Linked DNA regions of Homo sapiens: region 2 is linked to region 1. A link is a loop called in an ENCODE intact Hi-C map of the cell type or tissue named here. Cell type or tissue: CD4-positive, alpha-beta T cell. All regions are shown on one strand.

What was found. Hi-C counts contacts between places; a loop is a spot of excess contacts. Peaks named below come from ENCODE experiments on the same cell type or tissue, not always from the same donor. Only the 100,000 strongest peaks of a DNase experiment are listed, where the experiment ranks them.
Region 2: a loop joins it to region 1, with 4 times the contacts of the local background. A loop is called at or near these places in 17 of 110 quality-filtered maps.

What each region holds. Positions count from the first base shown.
Region 1 is chr6:90,079,602-90,082,101 of GRCh38, forward strand. All of the region lies in intron 5 of BACH2 (BACH transcriptional regulator 2), which reads right to left. Among named protein-coding and RNA genes, the nearest start is that of GJA10, 190 kb to the left of the region's middle. In CD4-positive, alpha-beta T cell, no CTCF peak of the experiment used is centred here; DNase peaks (open chromatin) are centred at 450, 1,420 and 1,760; H3K4me3 peaks cover 2,144 bases; H3K27ac peaks cover 2,229 bases.
Region 2 is chr6:90,273,334-90,275,833 of GRCh38, forward strand. All of the region lies in intron 1 of BACH2 (BACH transcriptional regulator 2), which reads right to left. Among named protein-coding and RNA genes, the nearest start is that of BACH2, 22 kb to the right of the region's middle. In CD4-positive, alpha-beta T cell, a CTCF peak has its summit at 1,539; a DNase peak (open chromatin) is centred at 1,238; H3K4me3 peaks cover 984 bases; H3K27ac peaks cover 2,008 bases.

The DNA.
Region 1 (2,500 bases):
AGAGACAAATTATTTCCCAATATACCACTTACCAGACAGATGCAAAGATGTGGGCAAACCAGTCATCAGAATTAACAGAGTGATTTTGCTTGCACTACATATTCTGATTTGTATGACTCTTATTTTTAGCCATGCACAAAGGGCAATAAATGGAAAATCTTATTCTAACCGCTACTTTTTCTGGGCCACCCACACTGCCCCACCTACCACACAACTTCAAAATGTAAAAAAACCCAGACCAGGGTTTGTCCTAACAAGGGATGCAAAGTGGCTAAAATGTGTGACATTTTTTCCAGTTAGTGTTTGTACTTTCATTTTTTTTTTTTTTCTGTCTCAGGACTTTCAGGGAAAACAATGTTGACTTACCAATGGGCATTTTCAAAGACTCTAAGTTGGTATGTCAGTCAGTGTACAGACAACGTGATCCGCAAGGCACGGGCACCACCCTGCCGTGAACCACATCTCAGCCAATCTTCCGCAAAGAAATGTACCCAAAAACTTTTCTGTAAATTCAGGAAGGTGATCCACACCTTCCACATTTTGTTTTGAAACAATGATGGTATTTTAAAAGTTCTTCAAATTAACAAAAGTGATATCAGAAATATAAACATTTCTAAAACAGAGCGGGCTGTGAGGAGTGATTTTGCCAAACTTAAGTCAGTAGCACTTGACTTATATCTGCTTTTAGTCTGCGGTGGCACCACGCTTACCAAGGCACAGTATCCCCTTGCTATCCCTTTCCTTCTGTGCATTTTTTCTTTCTGTATGCCTTAACCACACTTCTCCACCTGATAACCTGAAGCTTATCAAGCATTAATTCACACATGGTTATCACTGTGGATTGAAGCATCTGATATTTAGAGATAACCATCTTGACGGCAAATAATAAAAACAAAATTGATGAAGAGGATATTTGCCAGGGGCACAGAGAAGATAGAGATGAGAGTCTATTTTTGATTACTATCTTTCCAGACTTTTAATAAAAAGTTATTACAGTCCCAGGATACCAATTAAAATGCTTGTTCCTCTGAGCCCTCTGCAAACCACAACAGCAAACATATGCAGGTAACAATTAATATTTAAAAGTCTAGTTCAACAAAATCATCAGAATCATTAGGAAACAAAAGGCGTCAACCCTGAGAAAGGCATCTTTACCTGTGTGCCTGCTCATTATCCAGAAACTAGAGGAAATGTTCTTTCATCGTCTGGTAGTTAGCACATGCCCTGCAGAGCTAACACCGTCTTCATGCGCGGTACTCGAGCAGCTCTGATGAGATGTCTCAGAAAATCTTTTTTGGGTGATAGTCCACTATCGCCAGAACTTCTGACTTGTGTTGTAAAAACACAGGCAATTAAGTATTACACAAAGTGGGTCATACGCCACTGAGACAACCACACCGCCCCCAAATCAGACTCCAAATGACTGTGCTGTGACAAGGTAGGAGGGGTCTGAACGCAGCGAAAGCAAAACTTTTATGTGGTGAGGAGCATTTTAGTTTTCACTGGTTTAGGTTAGAGAAAGTTAATCTCAATGTCAACTACAAAGCCAACAAACTTTTAGTGTGTTCTTGAATTTATATGACAAATGCTGGCTGTTCATCTAATGGGAAATTCAGATCCAATGTCATAAACAGTCTGAGGGACAGTCTCAGGCTTAAATGACATGCCCATCACTAAACAAGTGAGCACTGTGACTCAGTGAAGGAAGGCGGCCAAATCGAAACTAAAGATAAAGAACCAAATTCTCATTATCCACATTAGCATCTCCTTCTCCAAAGGAGGATCAAAGTACTGTATACCACTTCCCCACACCCGTAACCAACCAGGGCATTCAACACAATCGCAGATGCTACCCAAACACCCTTCAATTGCTGTAGGAAAAAGGTCAAATGTAGTTACCTGAATTGAGCACATTCATTCATCTGTCACTGAAGAGCCACAGAAATATTAATCCAATATACACTGAGTTCCTATTACATACAAGGACACAGAGGACATGAAGGGATGCTCTCAAAGTCACTGCTTTCAAGGAACTTAAGAATCCTTTACACGGGATGATAAAACCTAGATATAACCAATGTCAAAGACAGACTTTTTCTTTTTTTTTTAAACAAACAAAATCCCTTCTAGCAGCTAGCTGCTTACTAAATACTTCCTATTCTACGGACATAAAGTTTGTGGATTACAATTCTACATTTCTCAGATGAATCTTCTAACAATTCCTTAAATTTTACCTTGGTTTTCTTTCAGTGCTCAAAGCCCTTCCTAACCTTGGCCAAGTGTTAGGATTCATCCTAACCTGAAGGCCTAGTACTCTCCAAAGGGAAGCACAGAGATACCAGCACAACTCAAGGAGCTATAAAATCACACCACAGCAATCGGAAGAGATGCATCTTTAAAGGGGGATAAAGGATGCAAAGTTAAAGGAAAACTCTGTTCACAGCACAAGAAGGCATATATTTGAATGAAATTTTGTTACCAAAATTATAAAATCAGAATT
Region 2 (2,500 bases), 190 kb after region 1:
GGCAACAGAGCAAGACTCTGTTTCTAAAAAAAGTGGGGGCAGGAGGGACTTGATAATATCTCCTGCAAAGGCTTGCTGTGAAGATAAGAATAGTTAAAAGGTGTGAAGAACTTAGAAGAGTGCCTAGCACAGTAAGCACTCCATTAAGTGTTAAATGGTAATGGCTCCCAGCTGGACTGGCCCACACAGCATCTCCTAAACCTGTGTGCTCACCCTTCCTTTGTTATTACACCTTCCATCATTTGGCTTATACAGTGTGGAAACTCTTCTTCTCTTGGCTCCTCTATACAAATTCTGCCCACTGTCAAGGCTCGGGTCTGATTTCCCACTCAGCCAGTGGGAAATCTGAGTACTTCAGCTGCAAACTAGCTTTTCTGCCTCTGAACTTCTAGAATATTTACTAGATGTCCCTAAATCAAGTTGTTTTTTAAATTACTGAGTGTGGAGGGAAGCTCACAGGCTGGAAATTACTGGTGATGGAGCTGGAGGTCTTGCTCTTTCCTCTGGGTGCCCCTAAGTGGGTAATGTCTCAGAACCCCAGCTTCTTTCTCTGAAAAAGTTATTATCTTATTTATAAGGTTTCCTCAAAGACTGAATAAGAACATGTAAAGCTCCTATCATATAATCAGGCGTAAACATTAGTTCCCTTCCAGTGGGACTATAAACCTCCAAGGGTAGCTCACGTTTCTCCGTGCTCCAAGGACAGTAATATGCAGAGATTAAACAGACAGATAGGGGAATACAGACTGAATAAACGAAAACCTTTCCAAGTCTGATTTTATGACAATATTCTGAAAAGGGCTTTTCCATGCCTATTCTAAACAACTGACAGTGCTTCCATCATAAAATGCATTTTGACACACTTAATCTTCCAAGAACATACGTTGATTCTATGCCCTGATGAGAGAATATATTAGCTACTTAACCTTTATCTAACTCTTACATAATATTAAGATTTTTTTAAGATTCATTTTTACAAAACCCAGAAAGTCCACACACAACAAAAACAAAACAAAACAAAAAAAGGAACACAAAGTAATTGAAAAGACTTTTCATACCTAAAAAGGGAATTTTTAATCACAACCTTAGTCATAAACCTCAACAGGCAAGTCAGAAGCAGTGAAAGATAAAAGTGCCAACAAGAAAATCCGGTTGAAGTGCCACTCGGGTTCATGCAGTGGGTTACAGGGCGCACAAGACAAGCTGGCGGAAGTGGGTGCTGTACCTTTATCACAGCCGCCCCCACCTGACCACCTGTAGCAGCCTCAGAGGAAGCAGACAACCCCCACACACTTTCCAGCTGCATCTTTGCAGCCACAAAGTACGCACATACAATCAGCTAACGTATAAAAGTATATCAGAAGCATCAATGTGAAAAGGGAAAAAATCTTTAACTCGTGATGAGTAACCTGTGTTATTTAGATTCTGTCATTGAGACCTGATGCTAAGGGGAGACCCCTCTAAAGACACCCACACAACCCTGATAACTGGCAGCATAAGTGCATAATCTTTGCATCAAATACCTGGGGCACTGAAGAGGCTGAAGCAGCAAATCCTCTGGTAGAGGGTGAGGACCAAATGGGGGTACCTCAGAGGCTACAGTTCCTCCCCCTAGTGTTCAATGACAAATGGAAACATGTCACTGGGTCCAAACGCAGGGAGGACTAGTCTTTGCTTTGGCACCAGGCTAGACAAAGAAAAGACCCCTTGCCCCGTGACCCCACATTGTCCTACAAAGGAAAAGGCTGGATTTTGTTGATGAATGCAATTCACATGTTTGGAGCAGTGTCATTTGAAAGGACTGCTTCAGAAATTCATGCAAGTCACATAAGTGGAGAGAAAACAGGAAAAAATTAAGAATGGCTGTTTACAAGTCACTTCTAAAACTTTGCTTTGTTCTACTTGAACAATTTTTATCATCATTTAAAGCAGTTAAATTAAAATGCACCTGCACTGTAAATCGTGAGAGAACATACCTGCTCTTCAAATATGACTTGAAAATTATTTGGTTTCTCCCCTACCTCCCCCTACCTGGGATGCTCTCATTTTACATTTAATTTGGAAAATTAGAAGAAAAATGGAATAAGCTCAAATCCTAACCAAAATTTGTTTTTACTTTTAAAATACAACCATTTTAGAATTTTTAAATAAATGTAAAATATTTTATTATTTACTTAACTTTTACCTTCAGGGTTACATGTGCAGATTTGTGATATGGGTAACTTGCGTCATGGGGGTTTGTCGTACAGATTATTTTGTCATCCAGGTACTAAGCCTAGTACCTGATAGGTTTTTTTTTTTCTGCTCTTCCCCCTCCTCCCACTCTCCACTCTCCAGTAGGCCCCAGTGCCTGTTGTTCTGGATGGGCGTAGCGGCTCACGCCTGTAATCCCAGCACTTTGGGAGGCCAAGGCGGCCTGAACATCTGAGGTCAGAAGTTCGAGACCAGCCTGGCCAATATGGTGAAACCCAGTCTCTACAAAAAAATTAGCCAGGCATGG